Regions from separate parts of the Homo sapiens genome. Here region 1 is linked to region 2. A link is an interaction called in ENCODE POLR2A ChIA-PET data of the cell type or tissue named here. Cell type or tissue: PC-3. All regions are shown on one strand. Links, peaks and the distances in the headings refer to the core of each region. The heading gives the core; the rest is flanking DNA.

Region 1 (4,423 bases), core at 270-4,269, 210 kb after region 2:
CTCTGATGCCATTTTCAGACCAGAACTGAGTTGGAATGGGTGAGTGAGTTATTCTGGTGCAGCATGCTAATGAAATAACCCCACACAGAATTGCTTTGGCATCTGAAGCAGGTTCCCTCCTCTTTGGCAGTAGATATGGCTTTTCCTGATTTTTTTGAGGTAACACTGAAGGGAGAGTGCACTGGAGTGACAGTAAGAGTGAGGAGGTATACTATTGCTATGGCAGCGGAGTGGCCAATGGCACAGCCTCCCACGAATGTTGGAAGAGCCCCGCAATCTGGAACCTGTGTTTTGCAGCTGTCCCCTCACTCCCTACCACCATCCCACTCTCCACCAATTGTGCCTTTGCTCATCTTTCACAGTGGAGGTATGATCTCTTCAGTCAATGCAAATGCTGCTCACAGGATATTTGCTGAAACCTATATAGCTTCAGCAACTATTCTATCACTTCCAGATTCCTTTCTTTCTTTCCTTGGACCTGCTAGGAACCTATTTTTAGTCTGAGTAGAAAGTAACTATTTGGGTCTCTTTTCCACTTTTCCACTTTCTGGCAAAAATATCGGCATGAAAGAAAACAGAGCAAAAAGAATATTTCCACACAGCTGGGCTAGTACTCCCTTCCACTGAATCCTTTTCTGAGATGGCCTCATTTCTTTCTTTCTTTGATTTTTTCCTTTTCTTTTTCTTGATCATACAAGTATTTATTTTAGAAAAATTTAGAAAATACATAATGGCACAAAGAAGAAAATAAAAATCACCCACTCACAATCCTACCCACTATAGTTAAGCTAAATTAACACTTCGGTACTACTTCTGGTCTTTTTTTCCTCCCCCCTCAGCAAAAATAAGCAGCTTTAGATATCTCATATTCAAGCAAGAAAGTTAAGTTGCATGTGCTATCTGATAACCTGCTTTTTCCACCTACGAATACATGGTAATGAACATTCTTATCACTGATCCTGTGTGTACATCTTTTATTCCTTAAGGTTAAGTTCCTAGAAATGGAACCATGGGGTCAAAGGGTACAGACATTTTTTAAGCTTTTGATATGTTTGCCAAGTGCTGAAATGACCTCATTTCTTAACTTCTAAAACGTTCCATATGCCTATTAAATTCCCATTCCTAAGTCAAGTGAGGGAAGGCAGTGAGGAAGAAAAACTTGTGAAGGCACATTTTGGTAGAGAAAGGTGACACCGTTAACCGGGGAGGCAATGGAGAAGCAGCAGGAGATATGCCTCAACACTGTTATATGACTGACAGATTTCCATAAATGGTACATGGACATTAATGTAAAGTTGTCCTCCAGTGCCACATGTTACCTTTCCACCTCTACAACACCCACATCTGAGACTGACACCTCTGACTTCTGGCTCAGACACAGCCAGTACCTGACGTAATCTCCACTTTTCTTGTTGACACTGTAGTTTGTCAGATGCATGAACTGGTTCCGAATGTTCTTGGCTCCTTGATCATATCGCACAGTTGCAAACCTGATAGAAGGGAAACAGGTTAAATGCCAGGAACAGAGTTTCAAGGAAATACAGGCTGGAACTGAGGATCAATGAGATAATAATAAAGGAGGGTAATATCATTACCTAACAAATACCAAGTGCCTACTAAGTGCTAACTCCCATTCTAAGTGTTTTATAATGTCATACTTAATTCAATCCTTAAAGCAACCCTATGAAGTAGATAATATCGTATCCAAGTTGAAAAACAGATGTGAAAACTAAATGTGGTCTATTAAATAACTTGTTCAAGATCACACCAACTCCAAAACCCATGGACTTAATCACAACAAGACATTGCTTCTCTTATATAGAACATTACACCAATAGGAAGAATGAAAATTGAAAATATAGCTATTTACAACCTGGGAAATTGTGTGTAGGATACTGTGAAAGATGCAGCATTAGCTGGTCCAGAAATAACAACTGGCTGGGCATGGTGGCTCATGCCTCTAATCTCAACACTTTGGGAGGCCGAGGCAGGAGGATTGCTTGAGCCCAGGAGTTTGAGACCAGCCTAGGCAACACTGCAAGACCCTATCTCTACAAAAAATTAAAAAATTAAGCAGGCGTGGTAGTGTGCACCTGTAGTCCCAGCTACTTGGGAGGCCAAGGTGAGAAGACTGCTTGAGCCCAGGAGACAGAGGCTGCAGTGAGCTGTGATCGCACCACTACACTCCAGCCTAGGCAACAGAAACACCGACTGAGTGCCCACACAGTGCCTGGTACTATAGCATTCAATGAAAAAAAAAATAAGCAAAAAGAAAAAATGACAGCACAGCTATATGTAGGCTTAGAGCTGACATCCATAGAAAGAATAGAACTGATCCATAATACTCATTTAAAAAGAATGATAATGACAGCATTAACAGCAGACAAAGCAAAACGGCATAAATATGGGCACAGTGCAAGAGACTTAGTCCTGAATTTGAAATGAAGGCAAAAGAGGAATTAAACATGGAGCCCACTGAAAACAGGGTAGCAATTTGATATCCCGGACTGTTGTCAAAAGAAGACCAAAGTATAAAATACATGTGCCTCTGAAGGAAGTAACCAGGGAAAGAGAGAACTTTCCAGTGATGCTCAATATCAACAAAAGGATGCTCAGTATCAACAAAAGGACACTCAAGGCGAATGGTTATGGTAGATATCAACCCCTGTTTACATACCACTGTAACCATATCACCCTTCACTAGAGTGGTTTTCCCAAGAGGCATATCCAAGTGTGTGAAAAAAAAAAGAAGGCCACAAGTTTATTTTCATATGACTTACAAATTATTTACATATGCTTACTCAGACTATGAAGTCAACATGAATTTTCACCACATTAAAGGTCAGCATTAAAAAACTTTCCTCTTCTCTGTTTCTTCTCATCCACCCACTATCTCCACTCCCTAATTCCCTGTACCAGAAATATACAAGAGCCAAAGAAAGAATAGTGAAAAGAAAAAAAACCCCAAACCCAAAAAACTAAAATAAACAAACATGAGGCTAGGAAAAAGGATGTGGACAAAGAGAAAATGATGACTAGGCTAAAAGACAAGAGTTTGATGAGCATTATTATGTCTGTGCTTGAGAAGGACCCCAGATTTTCTAGAAACTTCCAACTTCCAGTAGTTATCACTTAACTTCTAGCCATGTCACACCCCAGTGCCCTGGTGAGTAACCCTTGCCTATGCATCCCAATCTTCCTCTAATAGATTGTCCAAGCAAGTTGCAGACTGTCATTCTCTGAATTCTTGTGAGATGCAAAGGGGCCCCGTGCTGGCTGCCTGCCTCAGCCAGACATTACCTCAAGGTGACATCCCTCCTGTCATCCTCTCCCCTCAAAGAACAATGAATTAGAAGGAGGGGAAAGCTTCTGCTTCAGAAAAAGAGGCTTTTCATCTCTTGTAGTTACTACAAGTACTTGATCTAACTTGGTCAACATGAAAAGCCTGACAAAAGTCTGTGGTGAGCTGGAATCGGGTACCAACACATTTGTCATTCCTATATTCTTTTTTTCAAGAGGGCTGCACATCTAAAAAAAAAAAAAATCATGTTTCTTCTTCCTAATCTTCCTTTTCACTGGAGCATTTTATTCTGAACCCCAGCAAGGATAAGATTTCTAATATCAAAGCGTGGAATTCTAAACTGAGTGTATGAAGCAGAAGCAGCAAAAATTAAAGTGAAACAAAAAAGCTTAAAGGAAAAGTTCCCCTGAAGGGTGAAAGTGCTCCACTCCATATCTCCCTCAGTCTAGTGGGGAACATACACTATGGAGAGAAAAGGTGTGCATGTTCATCTTTCCTCCTACCCCAGTAAGAGCTTATAGCTCTCACTAAAATCCATAGTAAATAAGCCATCATCATCATCTGACCACTATTTTCTTTTTTATTGTCTAGACCACAGGTCACATTAGTCTTGAATGTGACCTACTGGTCAAGTTCTGATTAACCTACAAAAGCTTTGTTTTTTCTTTTAAACTTTAATTACCTGAACAACATATAAAAATCAGACCTTCCTTCTTGCAGCCCAGGGGTAGCCAGGGCCCACATGAGGAAGATGGTGAGTTACAAAAAAAAAAAAAAAAAAAAAAGGAAGATGGTGAGTAGGGTGGGAAGTCAGCCAGAAGCACAAGGAGGTTTTCTAAGCAGGGAGGCCACCAAATAAGGGTATAAATCCATATAAAAACGGCATCTGAATGGGACAGTGGCCCAGTGGGGTCAGGAAACTGGCCACATACAAAGGAATTGAGCAAATAAATAAATATGTTAAAGATACTGCGAGCCAGATTTCCTGCTGTTGGAAAAGAGATTTTAAAATATGAAAAGCAAAAAACAAGAAGGAACTCTGTAGTTTTGAACTAGAATTGTGCGTACTAGTATAAACTTCTATTTTTCAACAATACATTAGAGACAGATATAGAAATACAG
Region 2 (4,423 bases), core at 247-4,246:
GTGATCTCGGCTTGCTACAACCTCCACCTCCGAGCCGCCTGCCTTGGCCTCCCAAAGTGCCGAGATTGCAGCCTCTGCCGGGCCCCCAGCCCGTCTGGGAAGTGAGGAGCGTCTCTGCCTGGCCGCCCATCGTCTGGGACGTGAGGAGACCCTCTGCCTGGCTGCCCAGTCTGGAAAGTGAGGAGCGTCTCTGCCCAGCCGCCATCCCATCTAGGAAGTGAGGAGCGTCTCTGCCCGGCCGCCCATCGCCTGAGATGTGGGGAGCGCCTCTGCCCCGCCGCCCCGTCTGGGATGTGAGGAGCGCCTCTGCCCCGCCGCCCCGTCTGGGATGTGAGGAGCGCCTCTGCCCGGTCGCGACCCCGTCTCGGAGGTGAGGAGCGTCTCTGCCAGGCCGCCCCATCTGAGAAGTGAGGAGACCCTCCACCTGGCAACCGCCCCGTCTGAGAAGTGAGGAGCCCCTCCGCCCGGCAGCCACCCCGTCCGGGAGGGAGGTGGGGGTCAGCCCCCGCCAGGCCAGCCGCCCCGTCCGGGAGGGAGGTGGGGGGGTCAGCCCCCGCCAGGCCAGCCGCCCCGTCCGGGAGGGAGGTGGGGGGGTCAGCCACCCGCCCGGCCAGCCGCCCCGTCCGGGAGGGAGGTTGGGGGGTCAGCCCCCCGCCCGACCAGCCGCCCCATCCTGGAGGTGAGGGGCGCCTCTGCCCGGCCGCCCCTACTGGGAAGTGAGGAGCCCCTCTGCCCGGCCTGCCGCCCCGTCCGGGAGTGAGGTGGGGGGGTCGGCCCTCCGCCTGGCCAGCCGCCCCGTCCAGGAGGGAGGTGGGGGGGTCAGCCCCCCGCCCGACCAGCCGCCCCATCCGGGAGGTGAGGGGCGCCTCTGCCCGGCCGCCCCTACTGGGATGTGGGGAGCTCCTCTGCCCGGCCACCACCCGGTCTGGGAGGTGTACCCAGCAGCTCATTGAGAGCGGGCCGGGATGACAATGGCGGTTTTGTGGAATAGAAAGGGGGGAAGGATGGGGAAAAGATTGAGAGGTCGGATGGTTGCCGTGTCTGTGTAGAGGGAAGTAGTCATGGGAGACTTTTCATTTTGTTCTGTACCAAAAAAAATTCTTCTGCCTTGGGATCCTGTTGATCGGTGACCTTACCCCCAACCCTGTGCTCTCTGAAACATGTGCTGTGTCCACTCAGGGTTAAATGGATTAAGGGTGGTGCAAGATGTGCTTTGTTAAACAGATGCTTGAAGGCAGCATGCTCATTAAGAATCATCACCACTCCCTAATCTCAAGTACCCAGGGACACAAACACTGCGGAAGGCCGCAGGGTCCTCTGCCTAGGAAAACCAGAGACCTTTGTTCACTTGTTTATCTGCTGACCTTCCCTCCACTATTGTCCTATGACCCTGCCAACTCCCCCTCTGCGAGAAACACCCAAGAATGATCAATAAAAAAAAAAAAACAGGCAAAATAACCAGCTAACATCATAATGACAGGATCAAATTCACACATAACAATATTAACGTTAAATGTAAATGGGCTAAATGCCCCAATTGAAAGACACGAACTGGCAAATTGGATAAAGAGTCAAGACCCATCAGTGTGCTGTATTAAGGAGACCCATCTCACGTGCAGAGACACACATAGGCTCAAAACAAAGGGATGGACGAAGATCTACCAGGCAAATGGAAAGCAAAAAAAAAAAAAGCTGGGGTTGCAATCCTAGTCTTTAAAATACATAGACAAAATAGACTTTAAACCAATAAAGATCAAAAGAGACAAAGAAGGCCATTACATAATGGTAAAGGGATCAATTCAACAAGAAGAGCTAACTATCCTAAATATATATGCACCCAATATAGGAGGACCCAGATTCATAAAGCAAGTTCTTAGAGACCTACAAAGAGACTTAGACTCCCACACAATAATAGTGGAAGACTTTAACACCCCACTGTCAATATTAGATCAACAAGACAGAAAATTAACAAGGACATCTAGGACTTGAACTCAGCTCTGCACCAAGCAGACCTAATAGACATCTATAGTACTCTCCATCCCATATCAACAGAATATACATTCTTCTTAGCACCACATCACACTTATTCTAAAATTGACCACATAATTGGAAGTAAAGCACTCCTCAGCAAATGTAAAAGAACAGAAATCACAACAAACTGTCTCTCGGATCACAGTGCAATCAAATTAGAACTCAAGATGAAGAAACTCACTCAAAACCACACAACTACATGGAAACTGAACAACCTGCTCCTGAATGACTACTGGGTAAATAACAAAATGAAGGCAGAAATAAAGATGTTCTTTGAAACCAACGAGAACAAAGACACAACGTACCAGAATCTCTGGGACACATTTAAAGCAGTGTGTAGAGGGAAATTTATAGCACTAAATGCCCACAAGAGAAAGCAGGAAAGATCTAAAATCAACACCCTAACATCACAATGGAAAGAACTAGAGAAGCAAAAGCAAACAAATGCAAAAGCTAGTAGAAGGCAAGAAATAACTAACATCAGAGCAGAACTGAAAGAGATAGAGACACAAAAAACTCTTCAAAAAAACCCAATGAATCCAGGAGCTGGTTTTTTGAGAAGATCAACAAAATTGACAGACTGCTAGCAAGACTAATAAAGAATAAAACAGAGAAGACTCAAATAGACGCAATAAAAAATGATAAAGGGAATATCACCACTGATCCCACAGAAATACAAACTACCATCAGACAAATAAACTAGAAAATCTAGAAGAAATGGATAAATTCCTGGACACATACACCCTCCCAAGACTAAACCAGGAAGAAGTTGAATCTCTGAATAGACCAATAACAGGCTCTGAAATTGAGGCAATAATTAATAGCCTACCAACCAAAAAAAGTCCAGGACCTGTCGGACTCACAGCCGAATTCTACCAGAGGTACAAAGGGGAGATGGTGCCATTCCTTCTGAAACTATTCCAGTCAATAGAAAAACAGGGAAACCTCCCTAACTCATTTTATGACGCCAGCATCATCCTGATACCAAAGCCCCGCAGAGACACAACAAAAAAAGAGAATTTTAGATAAATATCCCTGATGAACATCTATGCGAAAATCCTCAATAAAATACTGGCAAACTGAATCCAGCAGCACATCAAAAAGCTTATCCACCATGATCAAGTGTTCATCCCTGGGATGCAAGGCTGGTTCAACATACGCAAATCAACAAACGTAATCCATCACATAAACAGAACCAGAGACAAAAACCACATGATTATCTCAATAGATGCAGAAAAGGCCTTTGACAAAATTCAACAGCCCTTCATGCTAAAAACACTCAATAAGCTAGGTATTGATGGAATGTATCTCAAAATAATAAGAGCTATTTATGACAAACCCACAGCCAATATCATACTGAATGGGCAAAAACTGGAAGCATTCCCTTTGAAAACCGGCACAAGACAAGGATGCCCTCTCTCACCACTCCTATTCAACATAGTGTTGGAAGTTCTGGCCAGGGCAATCAGGCAAGAGAAAGAAATAAAGGGTATTCAATTAGGAAAAGAGGAAGTCAAATTGTCCGTTTGCAGATGACATGATTGTATATTTAGAAAACCCCATCGTCTCAGCCCAAAATCTCCTTAAGCTGATAAGCAACTTCACCAAGTCTCAGGATACAAAATCAACGTGCAAAAATCACAAGCATTCCTATACACCAGTAACAAACAAACAAACAAACAAAGAGCCAAATCATGAGCGAACTCCCATTCACAATTGCTACAAAGAGAATAAAATACCTAGGAATGTAACTCACAAGGAATGTGAAGGACCTCTTCGAGGAGAACTACAAACTACTGCTCAACAAAATAAAAGAGGACTCAAACAAATGAAGAACATTCCATGCTCATGGATAGGAAGAATCAATATAGTGAAAATGGCCATATTGCCCAAGGTAATTTATAGATTCAATGCCATCCCCATCAAGCTACCAATGACTTTCTTCACAGAATTGGAAAAAACTACTTTAAAGTTCATATGGAACCAAAAAAGAGCCCACATTGCCAAGACAATCCTAAGCAAAAAGAGCAAAGCTTAGGAGGCATCGCACTACCTGACTTCAAACTATACTACAAGGTTACAGTAACCAAAACAGCATGGTACTGGTACCAAAACAGATATATAGACCAATGGAACAGAACGGAGGCCTCAGAAATAACAGAACACATCTACAACAATCTGATCTTTGACAAACCTGACAAAAACAAGCAATGGGGAAAGGATTCCCTTTTTAATAAATGGTGCTGGGAAAACTGGCTAGCCATATGAAGAAAGCTGAAATTGGATCCCTTCCTTACATCTTATACAAAAATTAATTCAAGATGGATTAAAGACTTAAATGTTAGACCTAAAACCATAAAACCCTAGAATAAAACCTAGGCAATACCATTCA

What was found. ChIA-PET counts read pairs that join two places held together with the same protein. Peaks named below come from ENCODE experiments on the same cell type or tissue, not always from the same donor. Only the 100,000 strongest peaks of a DNase experiment are listed, where the experiment ranks them.
Region 1: POLR2A ChIA-PET joins it to region 2 with 9 read pairs; 3 of 35 experiments call an interaction of 5 or more read pairs at or near these places.

What each region holds. Positions count from the first base shown.
Region 1 is chr14:75,714,928-75,719,350 of GRCh38, reverse strand. It overlaps TTLL5 (tubulin tyrosine ligase like 5), which reads right to left. Exons shown (of 32, transcript NM_015072.5): 10 at 1,389-1,490. Among named protein-coding and RNA genes, the nearest start is that of TTLL5, 56 kb to the right of the region's middle. In PC-3, for the core only: no CTCF peak of the experiment used is centred there; a DNase peak (open chromatin) is centred at 2,750; H3K27ac peaks cover 1,273 bases.
Region 2 is chr14:75,921,313-75,925,735 of GRCh38, reverse strand. The region is part of intron 31 of TTLL5 (tubulin tyrosine ligase like 5); the gene reads right to left. Among named protein-coding and RNA genes, the nearest start is that of TGFB3, 58 kb to the left of the region's middle. In PC-3, for the core only: no CTCF peak of the experiment used is centred there; no DNase peak of the experiment used is centred there.